Linked DNA regions of Homo sapiens: all the other regions are linked to region 2. A link is an interaction called in ENCODE POLR2A ChIA-PET data of the cell type or tissue named here. Cell type or tissue: CD4-positive, alpha-beta T cell. All regions are shown on one strand. Links, peaks and the distances in the headings refer to the core of each region. The heading gives the core; the rest is flanking DNA.

The links. ChIA-PET counts read pairs that join two places held together with the same protein. Peaks named below come from ENCODE experiments on the same cell type or tissue, not always from the same donor. Only the 100,000 strongest peaks of a DNase experiment are listed, where the experiment ranks them.
Region 1: POLR2A ChIA-PET joins it to region 2 with 5 read pairs; 1 of 35 experiments calls an interaction of 5 or more read pairs at or near these places.
Region 3: POLR2A ChIA-PET joins it to region 2 with 5 read pairs; 2 of 35 experiments call an interaction of 5 or more read pairs at or near these places.

Annotation. Positions count from the first base shown.
Region 1 is chr3:187,993,806-187,999,038 of GRCh38, reverse strand. LOC107986166 (a long non-coding RNA gene) reads left to right here. Exons shown (of 5, transcript XR_001741061.2): 5 at 1,281-4,766. Among named protein-coding and RNA genes, the nearest start is that of LINC01991, 20 kb to the right of the region's middle. In CD4-positive, alpha-beta T cell, for the core only: no CTCF peak of the experiment used is centred there; no DNase peak of the experiment used is centred there; H3K27ac peaks cover 493 bases.
Region 2 is chr3:189,118,179-189,123,411 of GRCh38, reverse strand. It overlaps a transcript of TPRG1 not described here. Among named protein-coding and RNA genes, the nearest start is that of TPRG1, 51 kb to the left of the region's middle. In CD4-positive, alpha-beta T cell, for the core only: no CTCF peak of the experiment used is centred there; a DNase peak (open chromatin) is centred at 2,121; H3K4me3 peaks cover 1,771 bases; H3K27ac peaks cover 594 bases.
Region 3 is chr3:188,094,415-188,099,647 of GRCh38, reverse strand. No RefSeq gene overlaps it. Among named protein-coding and RNA genes, the nearest start is that of LPP-AS2, 57 kb to the left of the region's middle. In CD4-positive, alpha-beta T cell, for the core only: no CTCF peak of the experiment used is centred there; no DNase peak of the experiment used is centred there.

The sequences.
Region 1 (5,233 bases), core at 519-4,518, 1.1 Mb after region 2:
GTTGTCCTTCTCCTTTCTTTTCCATGTGTTTCTCTTTCTTGTCTTTTTTCAGGGAAGACTATTGATATAATGTTTTACAGTCAGAGCAGAGCTGAGTTATATGGGGCTGCTTTTATATTGCTGGGTGAGATGTTACTTTCTCCTCTTTCCCCTTTGAAGCCCATTGTAAATTTTTTTCTTCCTCTACATTGTTCTCTCCCTCTTCCTGCATAATAGTCAGTAATGTTCTCCTACATAAATAATAACCACTTACATTTACATAAGCATCGGTAACACTGGCACATTCTTTCCAAAAAGGATTTGAGATGAGCGTCTTGGAGGATTTTTCCATTTTACAATGCACTCTCAGATGCTATAGCTGTTGTTGTTAACTAATAATTTATAGTGTACTTACCATGTGCCAGGCACTAGGCAAGGGCGTCTTGTACACTATCTCATTTAGTCCTCACAGTAATCCTATGGGGGAGCTACTGACATTGTCTGCATTTTCAATGCAAAGAAACGGTGAGGGCGTGGAACTTGCACATGTTCACACAGCCAGGATGGGGCAGGAATGGGATTTGAACCCTGGCCTCTGGCTACAAAACTGAGGCTCCTAACCTCTGAATCATGTTATCCCTTTGGGTCATTACTTCAACCCAGTGAAATAGGCAGAGGGGAGGAATGAGGATGAAAGTAGAGGAACAGCGTTTTCTGAGTGTCTATCAATGTCCAGGACATTATGCTTTCCTTACAATATCTCCTTTGGCCCCTCAGACATCCCACAAGGTAGACATCAATACCGTTAGCGCAAATGAAGAGACAGAAACTGTCTTAGTTAACTTGCTAGGCACTCAGATGAGAAGGCAGGGTTTTATCCCAGGTCTATTTGGTTCTAAAGTTCATATTTTTTTTTCCGTTGTACACGTGGAGAAACCGGCCCAAGTTTACACAGCAGGTTATCAAAAACAACACCAAATCTGGTCTTTTAACCGCCCTTTGAGGGTTCTGGTGTCCTACTGGGGTCAAAATGTGCAGTGCCTGGCTACTGAGTGTCCTTCCCTATGTAACCCTGTGGGGCAGAAGGAGCACTTTAGTATGAGTTGACAAAGAGAAATGCCATTGAATTTTCATCTCATTCAGAGCAGAGAGAGAGAATAGCTTTGGGAACCAGGCTAGTTTGAAACAAGGGCTCCTGAAGCTAATTAAAAGCTAGTCTGGAGCTGTGCTTTTCATTCCTTAAGAATGTTCGACCTCATTAAATAGGAAAAAGCATGTAGAATTTTCTGATTTTTTTCTAGGTTCTGCAGGGGATGGGGATGCTGAGTAAGTGAGACACGTTTCTACAGCTTCTAGCCTGCCCAGTGCCTGCAATGACATCGCTGTTGCTGATGAAGACTTACTGTTCTCAAGTGCTTATCACACTGGGAGGATGGCAACTGGGCAAAGCAGACACAGAAGGACATCATGCTGCTGACTCGTGGCTTCAGACTCTCAGTCTCCTGTATTCCTTCCTCCTGCAATTGCAGGGGGTGCACAAAACATTTGCAGGCATGAACGCAGTGAAGCAAATAGTTGTTCTTAGGAACAATTTCCCTTGGAGTCTTTCACAGACACCTGGAGCAAACTGGTGCTCAGGGGCACAAGGTTCCAGCTAAAAGAAACAGAAAAGTTCACAGGCTTTCCATATGTCCTCTGGAAAAAAACAGAAAGCCTCAAAGATTGTTCTAATGTTTGGACTTCAAGTTCACAGGAGTCAGCTGTAACTCAGAGGCCGTGTGCTCAAGCCATGAAGATGCCTGGAATTGAGAAGACAAGAGATCAGGTTGGCAGAGTCTTATACTGGATATCTTGTAGTTTTGATTTAGGAAACCATTTATGGAGCACCCACTGGGTACCAAACACTGTGCTAGCAGATTTGAGTATATCATATCTAATCCTTCCAAAGACTCCACAAAGTAAGTGTTCTTTTCAATTTACAGGTAAGGAAACAGGAACACCAGCTACAACCCTCATCTTCATGGCTTTTGGCCCTTGCTCAGTTAGTAGAGTACAGCCTGAGGAATCTTGGTTTTGCAAGGTGTTAGAACTGAAAGGGATATTAGAGCTCATGTCTACCTTTTGAGGATAATGGTGAAAAGAGATCCAAAGCCAGAAATGTAAATTAATTTGCCCAGGGACACAGAGCAGAGCTGACACATCCACTCAGGCCTCTGGTCCTGCATGTGGACCAGTCTTTTCTTCTCCATGTAACAGCAGGAGAGCAAAGAGATTAAAATGCCATCTGGGGTGGATGGAACAAATGTCAAGGCCTGCCCTGGCTCTCTCTCTAAGCAATGATTACCACAGACATGGCGGTTTTCAAAGGGCTTCTCACTTAATCTGCTCACCATTCCTTAAAAACGAGGAAAGGGGAACCTTTGAAGTTATGGAAGATAAAGTGACTTGCCAATGTACAATGATAAAAATGTGCATCTATGTCTATAAAATATGTTAAGCTCTTTAGAAGAAAGGTGAAGGAAGAGAGCAAATTGTTTTGGCATTTTCTTATTTCCATCATCTTGTGATCTAAGTTGTCTGACACTGCTAAATCATCCTTTCAAAATAGTGACACTTGTTTCTCTCCCTCTTTGATTTTTCTCCAAACTGCTTGGGGTTCCAGAGGACAGCTCTTCTAGAAATGTCCCTGTCTTATCTCACAAGGCCTGCAGGAAGTGTATAGTCTACAATCCCAGCCATGACATAAACACCAGTCTTTCTGAACCACATGCAGCATTGCCCAGCTCTGGCATATCGGAAATGAGAAATGGCTATATGTTCTGGGGTATGACTGCAGCACTGTGTGCAGGGTGCTTACCAAGCATTAGGGCCGAAAGGGGTTGAAGACTCCTTCAAACTCTTGTTTTCTGAATCAATTTTTACCTGTTTTTCTTCTGACCCGTCCTGATAAATTTTCAGATAGCAAACCTTTTGGTATAGTGACAGTCAAAGTCATTTGCAAAGCATAGAATAAGTGGTTTAGATGCTTAGGTATATTTTTCACTTTGAATGTTCATTCTGAGCCAGTTTTGTTTATGTATTAAAATAATAAAATAAAGGATTAAAGCCATGTTTCTAAGTTGAATGAAAAATAAGATCTATGCATATTTAAGGGTGTCTCCAAGCTACCCTTAGTCATGCTCCCTACACTTCAGCCACTGGATGCCTTGCTGACTCCTGAATAAAGCATGTTAATTCCCACTTAAAATACTGCTAATAACTTCTTCAGTTTGATATCAGTGCTTTACACTCTTACCATAAAGAATTCTAAGCTGGGCATTTCCTGAATTGAGTTAAACCTATCATGTTCATGATCTCACTTATCCCTCAAAGGGACTTATAAAATAGATAGGGAAGAAATGTTTACTTCCATCTTGCAGATGAAGATACTGAGGCTCAGATGAAATGGCCACCAGCTCAGGGTCACATGATATTCTAGATAGAAGAACAATGGGTCTCCTGAATTCCAGTCTAGAATTCCTTTCTCTATATTGCTGGGATTCGTGCTTAACTCTCCCAGATTTGGATTGTATGTTTGGTCACTGATACTTCCTGTCAACATAAGTGAAAGCACCTGGTTGCTTCTTGCAGGGGTAATGACCACATAACCCCTGCATCCCTGCACTTCCCCACCTTGATTCATGCTGTTCCCTCTGCTGGGAATTCTCTCTTCTCTCCTCTGAATGGTCAACTCCTCCTAATTCAATTTTAGGCCAACTGAAATCACACCTACTCTTTGATTAATTTTCTTTTGTGTGTTGCCATAGTGCTGTGCATGCTTCTGTTACAGCACATCAGTGGGCACCAAGCTGTAGCCAGGTGTCTCTCATGAAGTCACAGAAGGGAGGGAATTCAGTGACAAGCTAGAGGAAATGCTTGTTGAGATCCAGGAACAGTCTTTGTTTTTATATTTTTATCACTTACCACAGTGCCTGGAATATAGTAGATATTTTTTGACTAAAAGTTGCTCAGGGCCTGAAAATTAGGCTGCTCCTGAAAAGAAATGAGATGGCAGACAAGGAGTTATATAATAAAAATGGAAACTAGGATCTTAGGCTTCAGGTTTCAGAGTGGATGTCTTGAGGCATTGGATAACTTCCTACAGTTCTGTGAATCATGAGATGGTTATGAACTCTTTGGAGCTGAAGGGACTCTTCGATCCTTTTTGTAAGATGGGTCTACCGGCATTTCCTGTTCTGAGAGAGCATGAGGTCCCTCAACTAATGCCTTGAGAATTGAATGTTGGTTTGCCACTTACTGTTGCCTTAGCCCCGATTTTTCCTTTAACAAAGTGTCAAAAAGAACTTTAGATGGAGAAAATGAATTGAGTGAGGGAAAAAGTCCATGAGTCCCAGAACAACCTCCAGTTTGGTAATGATTTATCCTATTCTATTGTTAATTTTGCAATTAAGCAAGAGTACTTTACATGCCTGAATGACCCATGGATTGTATCTTAATCAAATTAATGTGTCTGCAACATAAGACTGATTCAGTCTTCAACTATTAGAATGACAAATGATGCAAAAACCTCAATTTTTTTTCTCTCCTTTCTCTCTCTTCTCCCCACAAAACCCTCTATCATGAAAGGTCAACTGACTGAAAGTCTGTTGCTTTGATGGCTAACATGAGATCCTATTGGTTAAAAAGTAAGAAGGCTGGCTACCGCCCCTCACTCCACTTCAAACCAACTGTATGTGTATGTGTGACTGACTATGTTTGTAAGTTTGGATTAAAAAAATTGTGGTTAATTCTTCTTGTTGTGTACTTCCTGCCACTGACATTTGTTGCTGTTGCTGTGTAGTGAGGTTGAGGCTGGGTGGGAGAATCAGATACAAATGACCTATATATTTATTCCCCAATTTTGACTACCCCTCTCAACCACTATTCTTGGAAAACCTGGAAAGTAGAAAACGATGGCCAGGAATGCCAGCTAGAAATTGCATTGCCCTGAACCAACCCCCATGACTTTGGGTCATCTTAGTTGATAAGACATTTGAAAAAATATGACTCTGCTTAATAAAATGGCATACTGTTTTTTTAGATTATAAATCACAAGTAATGATTTTTTTTAGAAACAGGCCTTTGTGGTTTGAGTTATGGTAACTGGGATTTAAACCTCCCTAGACTCTATTCAATCATCTTTTACAGTAACTTCAGTAAATAGTCTCTCACCCTTGTCCAATCCATTTCCACAATTAGTGGGATACATTTTTTA
Region 2 (5,233 bases), core at 369-4,368:
TTTCTACATTTCACAAGTTAAGGCTGTCAAATGTTACCCACTGAATCAAATATATTTCTTGCACCAATATTCAGCTATTATTATTGTAACAGACCAATCATAAATCTCAAAGCTGGAGAGAAAGGGAACATGTACTGATGTTTCTCCATATTCTCTTGAGCACATAAAATTATATAACTCTCTAAAGCCCTCTTTTTATTGCTGCATCTAAAATGTTTTGCATGCTTTACAGGATAAATTCTTTAAAGGGGCTATTTCTCTTCAGTAAAGGAGAATTAATCAATCCACCAGAAATGTTATTTGTTTTAATTAATTAGCAGAGATGTAGAGAAAAACACCACTGGACTGAAGTGAGAAGGCAAGCTCACTCATTTCAGCTATTATTTATTAGAGCGTTTTCACTTTCATTCTCCCTGATACAAGGAGGACAAAGCATTTGCCTGTTTTTAGAACAAAACTAGAATAGTGCCTGGCACATAATAAGAGCTCAATCAATATTTGTGCATAAATGAGTAAGATAATCTAACTATTTGACTTAGTTCCTCCGGGCCTCAATTTTTTCATTTGTTAAAAAACCAAAAGGACTGATAATCTCTGTATTTCTTATCTCACATAGTTACCGTAGGAACAAATGAGATAAATGATGGCTTTGTGAAACTGACAACTTATGCACATAAATAAGGGAGCAGCATCATTAGTAATAGCAGCAGGTCTAAGCCTAACCTTGTGAACTTGGCCAAGACATTTCAATTATCTGGGCTTTTGTTTCACAACGATAAAAGGACAGGGTTGGACTAGATGATCTGTAAGTTTTCTTCTAGCTCAAACTAACTAAGATCTTTTAACCAGTCAACAAAGACTCCTTTAATACCCATGCTACGCAAAATACTCTTCTAGGAAAAAAATGCCCAGGAATAATCCAAGAGATTTCAAAGATAAATTAAAACCAATAACTTTTCTAAAATACTTTGTCCTGGTTATATTTTGAAATATAAAAGCAGGCCATTGGGGAAAAGCATAGGGAGATGTGAAAACCAGATTTCACAAGAAAAGTCATTTGGGAAAATCAAAAATTGAGTTAGCTTCTGGTATGCATCTTGTGGAGATCATTCTGACCTTCCAAACTGCTTGTGTAACAAACTTGGATTTAACATTTGGTGTTGGCTTTTACAATCTACCTAATGAGAAATATCTTTAAAAAGAGTAAGAACATGCTGACTAAAAACATTCAGAAAAGACGTCGGAGAGAAAGTGAAAGAAAGAAGGAATATAAATATACTATTGTCATTTAAACAAGCTACTAGTACTTCATGTGAATGTATAGACAACTCAAAGCAATTCTAGGCATGTGTGCATACATACATACACAAACACACACACACAGCTAAGGGAACCAACCCATCAACAAACATAAATTGTATATAAATACTAGATACTAAAGAAAATTAGACATATAAAAACACTGCTTTCTCTCAAAGGCAATTACAAGATCCTGCATGATATAAGGCCAAATATCTTTTCAACATAACATGTCCAATTTAAAATCATACCTTTACTCCTTGAATCTGCTCTTCTTCATTGGGCCTATTTTGAAAAATTTTATCTCAATCCATCATATTTTCTACACAAACCAAAAAACACAAAAGCTTTTCTTGATTCCTGCTCTCTCGCTTCCTAAGTCCAAGGAGTTATCAGGCCTTATTGTCCCAAATGACCCCCATCAAGTCCAAAAGAGGGCATGGGGAAACCTCTGGAAGGAAGAGTACATTTGTCAGGATAGATCAGGCTCTGCTTCAAGAACAAATAATTCCAGTAATAGCAGTAGCTTAGCACAACAAACATTTACTTCTTGTTCAATTACAGTCTGATATAGATTGGTTCTACTCAGTGGTTCTTCTAAGCTATGAGTCAAAGATTCAAGTTGCTTCTGCTTTTTAGCTACAAAATAAACAATCCTGTCTTCCAAATTCAACATAAAAAAGAGAAGGAGGGGTACAGAATATGTCAGAAATTTTTTAGAGCTCAAGGTTTTTTACTCACATTCCATTGGCCAAAATTCCATCACATAAAACTCAGTCCTAACCTAACCTCAAGGAGGCTGAGAAATATTGTCTTCCGGAGTATCCAGGAAGAGGAAATGATGTGGTAAAACAGGGCATTGTCTCTGCCACAAGGGCTGTTACGTAAATTAGATTATTTACTCTACCTAAAGAGATTTTTCAGGTACTAAAATCTACAAACTCTCAGGTTTATCTACCTAACTGACAAAATCCTTTCATAATTAAACTCTTTCTATAATTGTTTTGGTTTTATCCTCTAAGAAAATAAAAATTTAGAGATCTGTATCTTTATTTTCACCTACCACATTCTGGGACAGAAGATTTTTGCTCAATGTAGTACTGCGTCATCTAATAATTTACCTTTAGCTTTCCCACACATGTCCTTAATTTTAATTGAATAAAATGCTTTATTATTTATCTAAATTTTCCCACTTCCTGCACATTCCTCTGAAACTGCAGAAATACTAACAAGACCTGGTCTCAGATGGGGTGTGTGACCATGAGAAGAATTTAGAAGATTTTCAAAACACACACCAAAATTTATTGACCTATATCGAGGTTTACCAGGTTTGCCTTTCAGCTATAATTTAGATGAAATTTCCTGAGCCCTCTTAACAGTTTGGCTGTTCAGCCTTATTTAGCCAACCAACCCTCAGTCATCTTTTAGGATTAATCCTAGACATTACTTTTCTCTGGACAACTTTCCTGGCCTTCAAAGTCTGGTTGGATGTTCCATTTATGTGAATTCAAAATACACTGTATCACATATCTTTCTCATAGCACTTAACACACATTATTATAAGCATTTTTTTAAATGTCAGTATTCTTCAATGAACCACTGACCCAAAGATTCACATATTTTTTCCTTTCCAGTATGCCAGACTCTTTGTCCAGAATCTACATCTTGGAACTTACTGAGAATGAAATATATTATCATTAGATTAATTGAAACAAAGACATTTACCATAACTGCAGGTGGGGAGGATTCACTGGGGCATATTCTCAACTTCTCTTCTTCTAAAAGCAATTTTCTTGCCTTTTCTTAAAGTTTAGAAAATTCAGTGGTGGCGGTTCTAGTCATCATGTCACTTGTTTTCTTTCATCTAGCATATTAAAGCTCTAAAAATTCCCAACTCTATTTTGAGCCAGTTAAGCACTGGATTGCAAACAACACAGCCTCCCCACCCTAATTTTAAAATGCATTCCTAGCATAGTGGTCATTGCCACTGCCTCTGACAGATACTGATATTTGTTTGGGGTTTGTTCGTTTAGTATGTTTTAGTTTGGGGCACAGTTAATGATGCCCTCTCAGGTCTAATAGGTTACCACTTGTCTCCAAGACACTTGACAACTTGCTCATGGAGTGCTCTAGATGCCACTGCCATCCCCGAAACCTCCTTATCTGCTAGCATAGCCTCCACTGTGTCTGCCACGGCTGAGCCAGAGGCGCTCCGGTGGACAGACCCCATTACTGGAACCTGCGTGTATTAGTCTGTTCTCACACTGCTATTAAAGACATACCTGAGACTGGGTAATTTATAAAGGAAAGAGGTTTAATTGACTCAGTTCAGCATGGCTGGGGAGGCCTCAGGAAACTTACGACCATGGCAGAAGGGGAAGCAAACATGTCCTTCTTCACATGGCGGCAGGAGAGAGAAGTGCTGAGCAAACAGGGAAATGTTCCTTATAAACCATCAGATCTCATGAGAACTCATTCACTACCACAGGAACAGCATAGGGGTAACTGCCTCTGTGATTTCATTACCTCCCACTGAGTACCTCCCACGACATGTGGAGATTATTACAACTCCAGGTGAGATTTGGGTGGGGAAACAGAGCCAAACCATATCAATTTGCCCTTGGCCCCTGCCAAATCTCATGTCCTCACATTTCAAAACGCAATCGTGCCCCTCCAACAGTCCCCCAAAGTCTTAGGTCATTCCAGCATTAATCCAAAAGTCCAAGTCCAAAGTCTCTTCTGAGACAAGGTAAGTCCCTTCCACCTATGAGCCTGTAAAATCAAAAGTAGGTTAGTGACTTCCTAGATACAATGGGGGCATAGGCATTGGGTAAATACACCCATTCTACATGGGAGAAATTGGCCAAAACAAGGGGGTTAGAGGCCCCATGCAAGTCTGAAACTCCACAGGGCAGTCATTAAACCTTAAAGTTCCAAAATTATCTCTTTTGACTCCATGACTCACATCCACGTCACACTGATACAAAAGGTGGTCTCCCACAACATGGCCTTGGGCAGCTCTGCCCTGTGGCTTTGCAAAGCTCAACCCCCCTAACAGCTGCTTTCATGGGCTGCCACTGAGTGCCTGTGGCTTTTCCAGGCACACAGTGCAAGCTGTATGTAGACCTCCCATTCTGGGGTCTGCAGGATGGTGGCCTTCTTCTCACAGCTCCACAAGGCAGTGCCCCAGTGAGGACTCTGTGTTAGGGCTCTGACCCCACATTTTCCTTCCACACTGCTGTAGCAGAGGTTCTCCATGAGGACTCTGCCTCTGCGCAGACTTCTGCCTAGACATCCAGGCATTTCCATACATCCTCTGAAGTCTAGACAGAGGTTTCCAAACCTCAGTTCTTGACTTCTGTGTACCCACAGGACCAACACCACATGGAAGCTGCCAAGGCTTGGGGCTTGGGGTTTGCACTCGCTGAAGCAATGTCCTGAGCTGTATGTTGGCCCCTTTTAGCCACAGCTGGAGCTGAAGCAGCTGGGATGCAGAGCACCATGTTTCAAGGCTGCAGGGGTCCCTGGGCCCAGGCTACACAACCATTTTTCCTTCTTAGGCCTCCAGGCCTGTGACAGGTGGGGCTGCTGTGAAGGTCTCTGACAAGCCCTGGAGACATTTTCCCCCATTGTCTTGGTGATCAATATTTGACTCCTTGATACTTATACAACTTTCTGCAGGTGGCTTGCAATTCTCCCCAGAAAATGGGGTTTTCTTTTCTATCACATTGTTAGGCTGCAAATTTTCCAAATTTTATGCTCTGCTTCCTCTTGAATGCTCTGGCACTTAGAAATTTCTTCTGCCAGATTCCCTAAATAATCTCTCTCAAATTCCAAGTTCCACAGATCTCTAGGGCAGGGGTAGAATGCGGCCAGTCTCTTTCCATAGCAAGAGTGACCTGTAATCCAGTTCCCAACAAGTTCCTCATCTCCA
Region 3 (5,233 bases), core at 519-4,518, 1.0 Mb after region 2:
ATTAGGGAAATCACAATAACATGCTTTCATAGTTAATTGGGTATGTCACCGAGACAACTTTAGCTCTAGTCTTTTAGATGGACCAACTCAAAAGAGGGACTTGAAAAGCTTTACATATGTGTGCTGGGCAATAAGTCACATTTTTTAGAATTTTTCATGAGAGCTTATTAAACAAATATAGCAACAGTTATTTCTAGGTTAACAGGCACTGTGTTATAATAAGTATATTGTAGGCACTGTGCTAGGTGCAGAGAATGCAGTTATGAATGAGACACGTGCTTTGCCACCAAGGGACTTAAACACGAATCAAGAAGATAGACAAGTGAGTAGGAAGTCAATTATAGGAGGATTAATGGCACTATGGGACTGTATTAGTGGGCTAGCAAGGGGATAGGGAGGTATGATGGATAGGGGATTAGAAAAAAATGGCATGTGAGCTGAGTCAAAGAGTAGATCTCTGTGTCAAGCATTCATTCATCTGTTTCTTTTTTTTTTTTTGGAGACCGAGTCTCGCTCTGTCACCCAGGCTGGAGTGCAGTGGAATGATCTCGGCTCACTGCAAGCTCCGCCTTCCGGGTTCACGCAATTCTCCTGCCTCAGCCTCCCCAGTAGCTGGGACTACAGGCGCCCGCCACTACGCCCAGCTAATTTTTTGTATTTTTAGTAGAGACGGGGTTTCACCGTGGTCTCGATCTCCTGACCTCAGGATCCGCCCGCCTCGGCCTCCCAAAGTGCTGGGATTACAGGCGTGAGCCACCGCGCCCGGCCTCATCTGTTTCTTTAGTCATTACATAATCATTCACTTTTGTTCCTTCCTTCAGCTGGCCTTTATTGGAAGCTGTAGCAGACACTCTTGGTTGATCTCATGCTCATTTCCAACCTTCTTATTCCTAATCACCTTCAAAACAAGGGTGACCATTTGACCCAATTCTAGCCAATAAGGTAAAAACCGCTGCAAGGATGAATCCTGAGTAACATTTTAATTCCCTGACATGGATACCACCGTTTTTCTTTCTTTTTTTCTGTTCACTGGATTGTATGTATGATGACTGGAGCTTCTGCAGCCAGAATACAATCATGAGGAAAAAGTGCAGAGGGTTTCCACTGAATAGAGTTGGAGCAAGTGTATTGTGCCTCTGAACTAGCACCAGCAATCATCTGTCTCTGAATATCTTATGTGAAAAAAATAAACTTCCGTTTGTTCAAGATGCTGTGGTTCACTTTTTCTGTTACCTGCAACTGAAAATATTCCTAACAAATTTGGGAGTCTGCTTTTGGCCAGGACTTTTGTTTGGTGGTCTCTTAATAAAGTTGTCTGTTGCAAACAACTTAAAAAGGACAGCCCATGACAAAGGAGCAGGTGATAATATCTCTTCAGTTACTCCTCTTCCCTTAGTGAGTGAGGCACTAAGATTTATAACTGGGAGATTGGGATGGGAGTTATTGGTGTCTGGCCCCCTGTCTCAGCACCATCGTATATTTCCTTAATGAAGTGCGAGACCAGGACTCCATAAATTCACATAGTAGCAGAAGCGGGCAGCAGCTCGTCAGCAGAGCTATTCAGAGAGCCCAGCATCACTCTTTGCGTATTAGAGAAGTTCACAGCCAGTTAAAAATAGGCTTGGAGAGAAGTCGCTTTTAGACCACAGCTCATTTTGGATTTCTCTGGAGCCCCATTCTGGGCCACAGTGTATTTCCTTTTTTCTTTCGTTCTAGTAAGAGTACTCAGGCAGTTCAGAGACAATAGATACATGGTTATCTTTAGTTCTGTTGTGCACAGAAAGCAGAACTATGAAAAAACAACAGTAACTTATTGGGCACATGGACTGTTACAGCTTTTTAATAAATGGCAACACCCACTCAGCCTTTACGAGGGGCCAGTGCTTTAAATCCTCAAAACAACCAGGTGAGAAAAATGCTATTAATAACCTCATATCCCTGATGAGGAACCTATGATTCAGAGCAAATAAGCAATGTACACTGCTATTAAGTAGCAGTATCAAAATTTGAACCCAGGTCTGTCTGATTCCATTCAGAGCCTGTAGTCTTAGCCTCCATTCATTCAAAGTCACACATGGCTTTCTGTGTCACTCAATTTTCATCCTTAGAGGAGACCTGTGAAATAGGCAGGGCAAGGAAATGATCCCAATTTACTAGGAGAAAACCTAGGACCAGAGAAGTGAAAGAATTCTTTAAGGTTGACCAGTCCATGTGCAATAGAACTGGGACTTGAATCCCATCTTCTAACTCTGAGTCCTGACTTTGCTCTGCCATGGCAGGCTGAGTGCTGGAGCAGTTCAGTTTTGAAAAAACACCCTGAAATTGTTTGAAACTGTTTTTGGTTGACTTCTGAGTTTCAACACCCAACCCTGTATCAAGAAACCAACTAACCCAGGGCTGCCCTGATTTATTTAGGGTCTTTTAGAGATCAGTTCCTGCCTAGCACCTCTGTCGAATGATATTTGGTACTTTCATTTAAAATTTCAAATATAATATTTCAAATTTAACCATCCTTCAAATTATGGCAAGAGAGTGTGAGCTGGAGGGATCAATGTCTTTATCAGGGGCACGGCCAATTTAGCTGATAAAGTGAGTATAATATCTCTTTGAACATTACAATTATCCAGTGACAAGGAAGCTGACAATTAGCTTATAAGAGTTGAGTATAGGGATTGTACGTGTGAATATTTTTTTAAACACCTGAGTTTTGGAAAATAAAAGTGGCCTGCCCACATTTTCAAGCACAGTGGTAATCAAAAGAGAGCTCTGTGGAGGTAATAATACCTTGTATTTTAAATACTGCTTGTCTTTGAAGAGCTCAAATCACTCTATAATCATTTCCTTATTATGATTCTCAAAACTTCCTGGGTCAAAAAGTTACAAAGTTTATATCTTAACAGTCTGGCCTCAGTTTCTTCTTTGGGAATTTGAGGTGGAAGACCAGGTTGCTAAGAGCTCTGTCAGTACAAACACCTTTTCCACCTTCTCCCCACCTAGCCCTCTCCCATCTCCAAGGCCCCTGCCCTGCAATCCAGCTACCCTACTTAGCCTCTTATTTTTTTCTAGATCTAACAAGTTAATCTCATTATATAGAACCATAGATTATTTTAATTCGGAGAGTTTCACACCAGTGAGCTGGAGGCTGAACAACTGGCTCGAGGTGGGAAGGGGGAGCGGCCCTTCAGTTAGAGCAGTTTCATTTTTATCTGCTTTTATACATTGGGGATCAGCATAAGATTTTATTTTTAAGAAGGATTTTGATGTTTAAAAAATTGCAATCTGGTCATTCAGTCCAGCTCCCTCATTTTACTGATAGGAAAACTGAGGCCCAGAACAAGGGAGTCACCTGTTCAAGGTCTCATCCCAGCTCCTGAGAGAACTGCCTGTCCTTGAACACTGATCCCTGGGTGCCAGTCCCGGGGGGTCTTGGCAGGCCTCTAGGTTGCTTGTCCCCAGAAGTCACTTTCACAACAAAAGTCCGAAATGTAGACTAGTAACCATGGACTCATGCCTTGGGGGCTTTAAATGCACCTGCCCACAGACTTTTCCTCCCTTTTTAGAGTTAAAGGCACTCATTTTACCTGGGAACATTTGACTAGACCATGCAGAAAGAAACGAGTAGAATTAGTATGTGCCATTTTCACCTAGTCCCAAAATGGTTCTCCACCTCAACTAGGTCATGAAGAAAAAAAGTGTAAGTACAAACATACACATATATTTATATAGCTATTGCCTTCCAGTGAGCTCAAAGCATACACACACACACACACACACACACACACACACACACACATATATGTCATTAGTTCTTCTGGGGGAAAGGAAGAGCAGTTATTGTCTGCCTCATTTTGTATGAGACTATCAAGGCAGAGAATAAATTGATCTTGACTCAAATCATGGGCTGAATTGGTGGTGTTGGTGTAGGGGTGTCTAAGCTAAGCACTTGTTGTATCATGTTCTGCTCTGCTCCAGGAGCAAAGTCTGGGAAGTTGAGGACCTGAGCTCTAGCCCTGTGTCAGGCTGCACCCGTGAGCAGGTGTTTCATTCCCTGAGTTTCAGTTTCCCCATATGGTAAATGAATAGAGGAGTGGCATTGATCATTTTTTCTCTATGGCTCCTTTCTCTGTCCTGGAAGTGACGTTTGGAGGATTGAAAGGAACAGAGCTGAGCCTGGAGCAGCCCACCTGAATGAGGTGTGTCTGCCCCTCACTTCCTTAACCCAGAATATTCCAAACTCTGGGGAGTGTGCAATGTATACCCCCATGTAATAGTTTTGTTGGGGTCCTGGGCCATACTGCAGGCCAAGAGTTGGGACAGCTCCATAAAGGGAATCCAAGTCCCAGCTGCTATGTAATCCTGGGACTGAAAATGTGGATGGGGTGTGTTTATGTCGGTGTGGGTGCATGGGGAGGGAGGAGTGTGCAGGAGCTTGTGGGTAGCGAATGGTATATTGTGGGTCCAAGCTGTAAGTCGTGGAGATGCCAGGAGTGATTCTCCCGGTGTGGAGCTTGCCTCCTGGGTCTCAAGAAGACAGGCTAGAAGCAAGATGGGTGGTCCGTTAGGGACACACGTAGCACTCTGGGAACCAGCAGTGGCTTTAAGCTATTAGTGGCCTTACTTCTTTCTCATTTTCACTAGAATGTCCGTTACCTCATTAAAAGTTATCCCTGAAATTACTCCATGGACAATACACAAATGGGCAACACACACATGAAAAGATGCTCAACTTCACTAGTCACTAGAGAAATGCAAATCAAAACCGTAATGTGGTACCACTTCCCACTCACTAGAATGACTGTAATAAAAAACAAAATAAAACAAACAACCCAGAAAATAGCAAGTGTTGGCAAGGATATGGAGAAAATAAAACCTCATATATTTCTGGTGGAGGCCAGGCACCTTGGCTCATGCCTGTAATCCCAGCACTTTGGGAGGCTGAGGCTGGTGGATCACCTGAGGTCAAGAGTTCGAGACCAGCCAGGCCAACATGGTGAAACCCCATCTCTACTAAAAAATACAAAAATTAGCTGGGCATGGTGGTGCATGCCTATAATCCCAGCTACTTGGGAGGCTGAGGCATGATAATCACTTGAACCCAGGAAACACAGGTTTCAGTGAGCTGAGATTGCACCATTGCACTCCAACCTGAGTGACAGACAGAGACTCCGTCTCAAAAAAAAAAAAAAATATATATATATATATATTGCTGGTGGGAATGTAAAATTTTTCAGCC